Regions from separate parts of the Homo sapiens genome. Here region 1 is linked to region 2. A link is an interaction called in ENCODE POLR2A ChIA-PET data of the cell type or tissue named here. Cell type or tissue: PC-9. All regions are shown on one strand. Each heading gives the region's core, and the rest is flanking DNA. Links, peaks and the distances in the headings are about the cores only.

What was found. ChIA-PET counts read pairs that join two places held together with the same protein. Peaks named below come from ENCODE experiments on the same cell type or tissue, not always from the same donor. Only the 100,000 strongest peaks of a DNase experiment are listed, where the experiment ranks them.
Region 1: POLR2A ChIA-PET joins it to region 2 with 7 read pairs; 4 of 35 experiments call an interaction of 5 or more read pairs at or near these places.

The regions. Positions count from the first base shown.
Region 1 is chr4:47,456,221-47,461,220 of GRCh38, forward strand. COMMD8 (COMM domain containing 8) reads right to left here. Exons shown (of 5, transcript NM_017845.5): 2 at 3,924-4,079; 3 at 357-509. Among named protein-coding and RNA genes, the nearest start is that of COMMD8, 5.0 kb to the right of the region's middle. In PC-9, for the core only: no CTCF peak of the experiment used is centred there; no DNase peak of the experiment used is centred there.
Region 2 is chr4:47,508,436-47,515,427 of GRCh38, forward strand. It overlaps ATP10D (ATPase phospholipid transporting 10D (putative)), which reads left to right. Exons shown (of 23, transcript NM_020453.4): 2 at 4,069-4,395. The coding sequence starts at 4,106. Among named protein-coding and RNA genes, the nearest start is that of ATP10D, 27 kb to the left of the region's middle. In PC-9, for the core only: a CTCF peak has its summit at 2,383; a DNase peak (open chromatin) is centred at 2,186; H3K27ac peaks cover 660 bases.

The DNA.
Region 1 (5,000 bases), core at 1-5,000, 52 kb before region 2:
TAGATGACAGAGCACGACTCTTGTCTCAAAAAATAAATAAATTATACATATATATATATATATATATATATATATATATATGTATATGTTGACTATATGCTGCCCCATCACTTATGTCATTTAATAATTTACAGATCTAATTATATTTATTATCAATGTAATGTTATTATACATGGCTTAGATGTTTGTAGTGTACTTATGCCCAAGTTAATTCAAGATGTAATTTAAACTATCTTTGATATTTCTTTGGGATAATACATTCCCAAAATAACAAATTTTATATATATGATATTATAAAGATATTTCTCTATATCCAAAAAATGAAATAAAAAATACACATACTCATAGACTCTTACCTTTACCTGCCAATCAAAATCCTGTAGCTGTGCAGAGGAAATAGCAACTATTTCTCTTGACAGAGCCTGTTTGATTTCATCTTTCCTACTTTTCACGCATTTCATGATAGTTTCTTGATGAAGTGAATTCAACTGATTCAACTGCTGAAATATCTATAAAAATAAAAACAGGCAAAAGGGGCTTTCTGTTTAAAATGTAAAAACACAATTCCACTCTCCTTTTGCACACTTTTAAAGCAACAGTAAAAGAAAAAGAGAAATACTTCTGTAACTATAAAAAAGAGTAAGATGAGAATGAATAACCAGAAAATAGGTTTTAACAAATTTCTGCAAAATATACAGTAAAGAAAAAGGACTGATGGAAGCAGCAGCATGGAAATGAATACACCTGGAAAACACCAAAGCTGATACCACCACGCAGGGTGAGTATCTCAAATCCCAAAACAGGAAAAGTTCTGCTCACTGATAGGATGCTCAAAGGAAGTGCTCATTTGAATAGTTGAGATTTCAGATTTTTTGAGTAGGGATGCTGCACTGGTGAGTATAATGCAAACATTGCAAAGTCAAAAAAATCCGAAATCCAAAACACTTCTGGTTCCATGCATTTCAAATAAGGGATACTCAACTTGTATTAATATATCAGACAATGTAGCCCTTAGGCAAGAAGCATTACAAGAAATAGAGAACGACAGTAAAAGGGCAATTCAACAGAAAGACACAACAATCATAAATCCCTCTGCACCTAACACCATAGCTTCAAAATATATAAAGCAGCAAAATTTGGCAATACTAAAAGAAATGAATAAATCCACATTCACAGTTAGAGGTATTAATACAACTCTCAATAGCTGACACAAAGAAACGAAAAAAAATCAATGAGGATATAGAAGAATTGAAAAAATGCATTCTACCTAACCTTAGCAATATATAGAATACTACACCTGACAACTGTACACATTATTTTCAAATGTATATGGAACATTCACCATAACGTACCATATTCTGAGCCATTTGGCAAACCACGACAGATCTCAAAGAACTAAATAATACTGTTTATATTTTTATTACTGGGTAATGAAGTTATGACTAATGAGAAAAGGTAACCAAAAAATTTCTGAATGTGTGAAAATTAAGTAGCACAACACTAAATAAATAAAGTCAATCTCACTTATTCTTCCTGAGAACAGGAAAAAAATCCTTCCCAATTCATTCCATGAGGCCAGAATAAAACTTAACACCTTGACAATAGTATTATAGGGAGGAAAAGAAAAAAAAAAAACACCTAGGCCAAGATCACTCAAATATAGATGTAAAAATCCTAAACAAAATATTGGCAATCCAAATCAAGAGATATATAAAAAAAAAGATAATACATCACGATCAAGTGGGGTTTATTTTGGCAGTGCAGCCTTAGTTTAACATTCAAAAATCACATGAACAAAATAGAGAAGAAACAATAATAAATTCAGGGAAAAGCATTTCATAAAATTCAATATCCATTCATGGTAAAAATTCTCAGCAAAGTTAGAATTGTAGGATGCTTCTTTAGTCTGATAATGGATATCTATAAAATTACAGAGCTAACATACTAAATGGTGAAATAGTAAACACTTTCTCCCTAAGGTTAGGAATAGATATATATCTACTATGACTGCTTTTTTAAAAGAAACACTGACTACTGGTGTTAGCCAATGCGCTAAGGTAAGAAAAATAAATGAAAGATGTTAAAGTTGAAAAAGAAAATTATTATATACAATCTCCCCCCAAAAAATCTGTATACAATTAGACACAGTAAACAAATTTAGAAAGGCTGTGGGACACAAGGTATATAAAAATCAACTGTACATACTAGCAAAAAACTACTGAAAAATTAAAGATCAAAAACATCATTTACTCAGAAATAAAAATATTTGCAAGAGCTCAACACTGAAAACTACAAAATACGAGAGAGACAAACTAAAGCTAATCTAAATAAATAGAGGGCTATCCCATGTTCTTAACTTTGGAAAGCTAAATGTTGTTAAGATGTCAATTCTCCCCATAAATGATCTCTATCAAAATTCCAGCAGGTTTGTAGGTTAAAACTGAAAAGTTGATTCTAGAGGGTTATCCGAAAATATAATAGCCAAGGCACTCCTGAAGAAGCATGAGAATGAAGGTCTTCTATTACCAGATATGAAGACATAATTTAATTTAGCTTTAATTCTACAGTAATTAAAGCAGTATAGCATTGGCAAATATACAAAAGTAGACTAATGGAATACATTGAAGAGTTGAGATACAGAGGCACAAATATAGGGCCACTTGATTTACAATAAAGGCAGCACAGCAATATTGTGGGGCAAGGATGGTCATTTCAATAAATGGTCAACTAGATATTAATGTAGAAAATTGTGAACTTGACCTCCACTCCATACACAAATATTAATTCAAAATGCATCAGTAACATAATGTGAAAGCTAAAACAATCAAGCTTCTACAAGAATACATCCAAGAATCTTCATGTCTTCAGCACAAATATTTCTGAAACAAAACATTAATAGTATTAGCCAGCAAAAGAAATATTGACAAAGTAGATCTGTTAAATTTCATAACTTGTTTCACCAAAAGATACCATTAAGAGAGTAAAAAGGCAAGCACATAATAGAAGATATTTAAAATACATATTTCTAACAATGAGCTTATATCCAGAATATCAACCAAATCAATGACAAACATACATAACTTGATTTTTAGAAAAGTGAGCAACCTACACAAGCTCAAATGATTTTTGACAAAGATGCAAAAGCAATTCAGTGGAAGAAGGATATCCTATGACCATGCAATTTCACTTCAAGATATCTACCCCAGAAAAGCTGGTGTGAGTGTGAACAAGGAGACATGTAAAGAACATTTATAGCAGCACTACTTGTAATAATGAAAGAAGCAATGACTATTCATTAGTCAGTAGGGAGATAAATAAATCCTATTTAATTCCTATCATCAAATACTACAAGGAGTTAAAATACACTAACTAGATCCATGTTTATCAATGTAAAACACAATGCTGCATTTAAAACAATTTACAAGTGCAGACAAATGTTACATTTTATTACAAGTTATACACTGACACACCCCAAATAATTTCAATACACTAAAAGATTCAAACATACACACAATATATAATACAAAACATGAACACCACCTTCAAGAGTGGTGATCTCTAGGTAAGAGTGGGATATCCAGGAGGGGGATAAGGGAATTTAGGTTATCTTTGTAATGCTTTATTTCTGAAACAAACACACACATTGCAAAATGTTAACACCTGTTTAACTGGTAATGTGAATGTAGGTGTCAGTTATATAATTTCTTGTTTTCTTCTGTATGTTTTAAATGTTTCACAAAAGAGTAAAAACAACCAAAAACAAAACTGCAAAAACCTAGGACTTCCACAGATTTTTCCATTCACAATTATAAGGTATTTGTTGTTACTGATGATAGCCCTTGTATTATACATTGCTCTAAAAAACTCAGAGAGAAACCTGAGCATTATTTATTGTAAGTTATAGAAATGTGCAGAGAAGTTACCTCTTCATCAGGTAAGTTTTTACCAACTATGGCTTTGAAAAATTTGGCAATATCTTCTAAAACGTGCATCCATTCTTCTGATTCCCAAACAGTGTGATAATCTTGGTACACAGGATAAGCTCGACCACAAATGCCATCAATTATTTTGTGAAGAAGCTAGCAAGAAAAAAGGAAATAAATGTACTTATAAGTAAAATGATGAAACAAATTTATCTTCCTCTTAACAAACAAATGTTGGGAGATGTTCATGTTATCTGCAAGACCAGCTTAAGTTAAAATGTATAAACCACTTTTAAGATTATTCTAATTAAAAATTAGAACTCATAAAAATCCTAGACTTTCTATTATTATGTTGACCTTCAGAAGCTAAAATAATTTTGTTATAAAAATTACATAATGAAAAAACTAAAAGGAAGATACATATAAAAGATTCCATATTTATAGCAACGACCAAACAAAAGGATAGGACTTATATCAAAGTCTCTTACTGTAGGCCTATAAGCTTCATTTTGCTTTGCCTCCATTTTCACAACATACTTTTTTTTCTTTTGAGGGTCTCACTATGTTGCCCAGGCTGGCCTTGAACTCCTGAACTCAAGCAATTTTCCCATCTCAGCCTCCCAAGTAGTTAGGACTGCAGACGAGCACCACCGCACCCAGCTCAGCAGTTACTTTTGCTGTATTCCCAGAAAGTCTCCAGTACTTTTTTCCTTTTTTTACTTTCCTTTCTATCCTATTAGTATCTTAATATCAGCAACAGAAAGCCTAACACATGTATAACTGAGCATAGTGATTAAGACTACGGATTTTGGAATAAAACTATCCAGTTCCAATCCCAGTTTCAGTATTTTCAAGTTTTATTTAAATGTTCTGAGTCTGCTTCCTCAAGTGTTAAATGAGGATATCATCTATTCTCTTAATCTTGCTGTAAGGATGGAATAAGAATACGTGCAAATCACTTGGCATCTTCCTGGCATGTACAAAGACATGTAGACATTGCTAGCCCTCGTTACCATTCTAATTATTATCACTAGTCCTCCTCCTCCAATTCATGCCTTCAGCATCTATTAACTGAGA
Region 2 (6,992 bases), core at 1-5,000:
GAGCATTGTTTATTTATAGCATGTCCCTTGACTATTAATCGTGTTTCATTTTATTTGTTAGAAGACTGAGTAGCTACTAAGTAGTACAGCTAATATTTGAGCCTGGACTTACAGAGTAGAAGAAATGTGATTTGTCAAAAAGTGGTGAGCAAAGTGCTCATTCCTTCATTTAAAACGGGTGAACTGCAAAATGCAGGGTTGGAGTCAAGGTCCATAGTAACCTCTGTTACCATATGAAGATGTGTGCCCACCATTCCCTTGATTCTTTTAAGAAAAACCAATTATCAATATTTTATGTGAATTTATCTCTATTTTAAAATCTTGCTTTTATATGTGTGTGTGTATACATGTATTTATGTTTATAAAACAAAACCATGTGCTTGCCGACACTCTGATACAAAATAAGTCATTGGGTAGAATTTTGCTGTAGGACTAATGGTTTGTGACCACTGTGTTAAATCATCTCTGAAGTCTAAGCCTTAAGATATTATGATTTGTGATAACGCTTGATGAGGTATGACTTACTGATTTGCTTTCCTATCATATCTTAAAGAAATTTTCCTCAATATTTATGTGGAGCTTTATTAATAACAGAGGCTTCTCCAAGTACTAACATACTTTTAACTTTGTTGGAAGTGACAGAGAAAGAGTGAAAGGCTCTTTCCTGACTACTGTGGGCACAGTGCTGCCCTCCCCTGAGCCTTCTTGTCCAACTGCTGTCTTTCAGTAATTTTCTACCATAAGATTCTGTTTTCTTCTTCTTTTTTAAATCTGATATTTTCAAACATTGAAAATATTATTTCTTTTTATTCGTTTACAAAAACATCCACTGAAATAAAATAATTTAAAAGATCTTTATAAATATTTTATCTTTAGCTCTCTGTAGAACAAATACCTATTTCTATAGGAAAAGCTTTCTGTGTATAACATTATTGACTGAGGGAGAAAGGGTTGTAAGGGGAAAATTTTGTTTTAAAAACTTTTGAATTGACAAATACAAATTGTATGTATTTATGGTGAAGAATGTGATGTTTTGATATGTGGATGTATTGTGGAATGGCTAGCTCAAGGTAATTAACATATGTATTACCTCACATACTTTTTATTGTGGTGAGAACACTTTAGGTCTACTCTCTTAACAATTTTCAAGTGTACAACATATTGTTACTGTATTAACCATAGTCATCGTAATATACAATAGATCTCTTCAACTTATTACTCCTTTGTAGCTGAAATTTTGTATTCTGTAATAGTCTGTTTTCTGCATTTGGGGTTGTGGATCTATTTAGGAACATGGATCTATCCATTTCCATGTATAATTTCAGCTTTGTGTGAAGCCACACACTATCAGTATCTTTTTACCAACATGTACACTAACATTAGTGGATCTTGAAACTAATTCAATGCATCCTAACTAGTACTAATATGAGAGAGAGAAGAAAGAAGATCCCTGTATGCATTGCAGGTGGTAAGGGTAAGAAATATTTCATAGAACTTTTGTTTCAGGGGTGTGTGTGTGTGTGTGTGTGTGTGTGTGTGTGTGTGTGTAAATTCTACTTTGCATCATAGAATGTATTTCTTACTGGGAGAGCAGTTAACGCATTTCAAAAGCCTCTGATCTAGGATGACTAAATAGATCCTTGGTCATTCCTGCCTAGTATAAGAGTTTAAATTTTAAACTAGCAATTTGAAAGGATTTTCATCATATGTTAATTACCTCCAAGCCTAGGCTTTTCTCCTCAGTCATTTCAAAGCACTTCTCTGTCTAGCTTAAATCTGTCCTCTGATCCAAGGGTCACTTTTCAGGAGAATGACAGTGCTGAAGAGAGAGTTCTTACAAAATGATGAGCTGCCCAGCCTTGGAGAGTAGGAGAGAGACTCTTGTAGGCTCTAGAAGGGGGCCATGGAGGGCAGTGAGCCAGCCCTAATTCTATCTTCACCAAAATTCCTTGAAAATGAAAAGAAGGAATAAAGGAGAAAGGCAATGTGGGAGTAAATAGAGAATCTCATGTACATTTAAAGATATTGAAAAGTCCTAAAGAGAAGGAGACCTAGAAATACTTTTGCAATGAAATGTTTTGCAGTCGTTATGGGCTTGTTTCTTAGGAACTGAGTGACTTGGGGAAAGATGTAGTTCTTGTCTGGGTTGTGGAATAAAAAGCTGATTGTTTCTGTGAACCAGTAAGTATGTTTGCTAGCGTGAGGTTATTAGTCAGACACACCACAAATTAGCAGAAGTTAACACCTCCTGTATTTGTTTCATGTTTGTTTAGTTAGTCCTGTTTGGACTCTCAAGAAATTGTATTTCAGAATTTAAAAAGGGAAGTGAGATTTAGATTGTTGTATGAGATTGTGGACACTAGAGGGATAAACATTCTTATGTCTTAGTAAGAATTTAATGGCAAGTGAATGCTTCCTTTTAAAGTTTCCAGAAATAAATCAAATTGTGCTGATTTCAACCTTTTAAAAAAAGTCACATTTGTCATAATGGTAACCTAATGTGCATTATGTGAAACTAATGAAAAGCACTTAGTATTTATGTTCAGTATTTTCTGTTATCTATTGATTCACTTATAAAGCACTATCTTATGTTCTTATTCTGGGGGAGAGTTCTAGATATGTTATGAACTACATTAATAACTCAAGCTGCCATTGTGAGCAGCCAGTTAAAAGAACCAAGCCACTTTTGTATGCTTGGTGAAGTAAAAACCAGCTTTTCAAATATACTTCGGAGGCAGACTTTTAAAAAATTATATTGAAGAGATAGTAAATGTTATTTTGGCCAGTCAATCTTCATTGATTTAGTTATCTATAAATAAATATTTTAGAGGCCAAAATCCAAAAGAACTGTTTTTTTTTCTTGTTCCTATTATTAGTATAAAACCGATGAGGCTGACATGAATATTTTCTCTCATGATAAGACGGGCTATCTATTGTGGGTCCAATATCCAGGCACAACTACATATACTCAGAGGCTGTTGTTCTTCCCATCAAAAGTGATTGTCTGCCTGTAATCCCAGCTATTCAGGAGGCTGAGGCATGAGAATTGCTTGAACCCCTTTCTTTCCTATTTTTGTTTTGATTAACAAACTCACATTTTGTTTTGATTAACAAACTCCAGGTAGGGCTGCATTTCTTGGAAAATAAGGAAACCTTAGAAATAAGGAAAATAAGGGAATATGTTATCAGTTTGATTTTGTTTTGTAGCAAAGCACCCCAAAACTTAATGACATAACATTTATTGATTCATAATTTGATGGGTGGGCAAGTCGGGCTGAGCTCAGCTGAGACATCTTTATTCTAATTTGTGCCTTCTGGGCACACTCGCTTGTTAGTGGTCAGTTGGCAGTCAGTGGTGTTATTTATGTATTTATAGAGGCTATGGTGGTAAATGGGGCAACTGAGGCATGTGGTGTGGGCTACAGTGGTTCCTAGAACAGTGAGAGAGAATAAGCTCCAGTGAACAAGCACTTTTCAAGCCTCTATTTGCTGTCTTGTTTACTAGTGTTACATTAGCTGAAGCAAGGCACATGGCCAAGCCCAGACACCACAGGTAGAGAAAGACTCTACCTCTTGATTGGCAGAGAGTTATGCTTGCAGAGATAGGAAGAATTTGTGGGCATTTTTGTAATCCACATAGAATGGGTTTTTTTGATGTCCTATGATTTATCAGACTTTATGCTATGTGACTTACCTGTTATTCATTTAGTCCTCAAAACAATTTCCTGACATGCCTGGCATTATGCCCATTGCAAAGATGATAAAACTGATGATCAGAGAAGTTAAGAGACTTGCACAAATTAAGCCCAAATTGTTTGCTTCAAGTTATGGAATGGCCTTTTAGGTGCTGTCTCTTGTTAAGCAACATGATCAGATGCTTAGCCCATGAGGCAGAAGATGTATGCTTTATTTGGTTAAAATGGAGTTCTAAAGACTACTTTTACTTTCTCCCTTACATGTTGAACCATTGGGTCATATATTTATTTGGTATAGAAAAAATATTAAAATTTCACTATCTTTGAGACGTTTCAGAAGCTCATGGAAGTGTGGTTTTTGTTTGTTTGCCAGGTCAGCTACACAACCTGGATCTTACCACAGTTTGGATATGACTGAGGCTCTCCAATGGGCCAGATATCACTGGCGACGGCTGATCAGAGGTGCAACCAGGGATGATGATTCAGGGCCATACAACTATTCCTCGTTGCTCGCCTGTGGGCGCAAGTCCTCTCAGACCCCTAAACTGTCAGGAAGGCACCGGATTGTTGTTCCCCACATCCAGCCCTTCAAGGATGAGTATGAGAAGTTCTCCGGAGCCTATGTGAACAATCGAATACGAACAACAAAGTACACACTTCTGAATTTTGTGCCAAGAAATTTATTTGAACAATTTCACAGGTACTGTTTTATTTTTGAAGAAAACCTTAGAATATCATTCTAGTTGATATATAACATATTTTTCATTTTCATAACCCTGTATATTACTTAAACCTAAGACATGTGACATCATCCTTGACAATTTTGATACAAATCTGTTGTGGAATGATGACTCCTCCCATTCACGTAGCACTTTCCAATTGGAAAGGTGTTTTCTCTTTACCAGAAAAGATATTGTAATTCACATATTATAGGTTAGGAAATGACTTGACTGTGGTTTAGCCAATGTCATGCCAATGTCAAGTAGCAGACCAGGGGCTGCCTCTGGGGGTCTTCTTACTCTTGCTTTAGTGTTCTTTCCATGAAACCACGCGCATTTTAATTTCAAATTTTTCTTACTGATAATAGGAGGAAATAGAGCTCTGAAGCCAGTGCAGATGTCAGATGTTTAGGTGAAACAGTGACCTAATTCAACTTAATATCTCATTCATGGACAATCTCCTGTGAGTTTAGGCACTGAAGGAAATGGAAGTGTGAGTGCCACTCCTCTCCTTGTGGAGTTTGCAGTTGTGCTAGGGAAACACAATATATACATATATAAAACAAAAAGACATAGGGAATGCAATGAGTGTTATAAAGGGCTGTCAAATAGAATGAAAGCCTCAAAAAGAGAAATAATAATGGTAACTGGAGCAATAGAAGGGGAAGTGACATTTGACTTAATAACAGAGGGTGGGTGAGATATTCAAAGCAGAGGTGTGAGCAAAGCATATTTCAGATGGAGGAAGGAGTATGAATAATGGCATAAAGGCAGTAGCATAAAAGGCTTGCTTGAAGCCTGGGAAATAGTGTTCTCTGACTTACATGTAACATCTGTGCTGAGGAGCAACAGGAAGTAAAGTCAGAAAGATAGATGTGACCCAGGAAAGAGGTCTTGCTATCAGGATAAAGAGTTGAGGGCCAAGTCTGCAGGCACAATTACCATGCTTACGTCAGTATTTCACTATGGAAGCAGTGTGGTGGGTAGATGAAAAGACTTAGAGATGATGGCAGAGAAAACATTTAGGAAGACATTGTATATATCCCAGTGAATTGTAATGGAGACCTGACCTTGGAACAATGTGGGAATGAAAAGAAGGGTGATCTCTTACAGATACTGTGGATTTAGTGTAAGACATTCAGTGAAAGGAGTAAAAAAGATGATGTGAACATGTTGAGCTGTGATGACCAGAAGTACTAACAGAAAAATGAAAAACAAGAGTAAAAAGAACCTTGGCTGGAAGAGTATTTTGTTTTTGTAAATGTATTCAAGACGCCAATGCAAGTAAAGAGATTCTCCATATTCTTTAGTCATTCCACATACATTCATTCTCATCATTCATTCTATATATGTTCCATATGCATTTATTAAATAGTGGCTATGTTTAAAGGACAGATTTGAATTTGTTGAATTAATGGCTATGTAGCCCTATGTGTGTTTCATTCTTTTATGGAGTTTGGAATCTAGTGTACCCAATGGAATAAAAACCTGAAACAGAGTTCAAGGTTAGAGCTATAGGTTTAGATGTGGTCCACCTGGAAAGAATTGAAGCCACAGAGTAGCAGAAAGGGTTAAGAAAGAAATTTTCAGAGTAAAAAGATTTGGAGGTGACAAAAAAGAAGTATATATAGATTATTCTTTTGAGAAGTTTCATGGTCAATGGAAAAATATGTTATCAAAATGTAATGGCAGGATTAAGATTTTGTTTCTCCTTTAAGGAAAAGGGTGTCTTGAACTTACCATATGGCCCAAAATTAGGGACCCATGGAGAAGTATTTGAATATATAAAGTAGAAGAATGGAAGAAGTTCCTGAAGAAGGTGGTTCTGAATAGCATAAAAGAAGAAATAGAAGAGTTAGTCACAAGAGAAAAGAAATAGGCTTTTCTACTCAATTTTGAGGCTTGTTTAAATCTAATGTTTGGATGTACAAAAGGCTAGAGGGTTGATCTTTATTTTGTTAATTAATTTTTATACCACATGAACTCTGAATTTCTTCTAAATTTTTATGAACTTTTAAAAAGAAAATAGTATTTTCTCTTGTGCTTTTTTCTATTTTTTTATTGTGCTCAAGACCGTCCCACTCAAATATTTACTATTTTATATTTAATAAATAATATCTCACATTATTTATTTATTGATTGATTACTCTACCCAGGCTGGAGTGCAGTAGTGTGATCCCGGCTCACTGCAGCCTCCGACTTCTGGGTTCAAGTGATTCTCGTGCCTCAGCCTCCTGAGTAGCTGGGACCACAAGCGTAGGCCACTACACCCAGCTAATTTTTGTATTTTTAGTAGAGACGGGGTTTTACCGTGTTGCCCAGGCTAGTCTCGAACTCCTGACCTCAAGTGATCTGCCCGCCTCGGCCTCCCAAAGTGCTAAGATTATAGCCGTGAGCCACCACACCCAGCCCTGATATCTCACATTTATTAAAGAATGACACAAGCCAGATGTCTAGCAGGGTAATAAATAGTTCATTAAGATTCATTGTATTCTGCTAGTTCTATATTCTGTAACATACAAAATCTACTAATAGAAACTTACAGAAAAACAATATAGTACTTTGCCTCTGACATCAG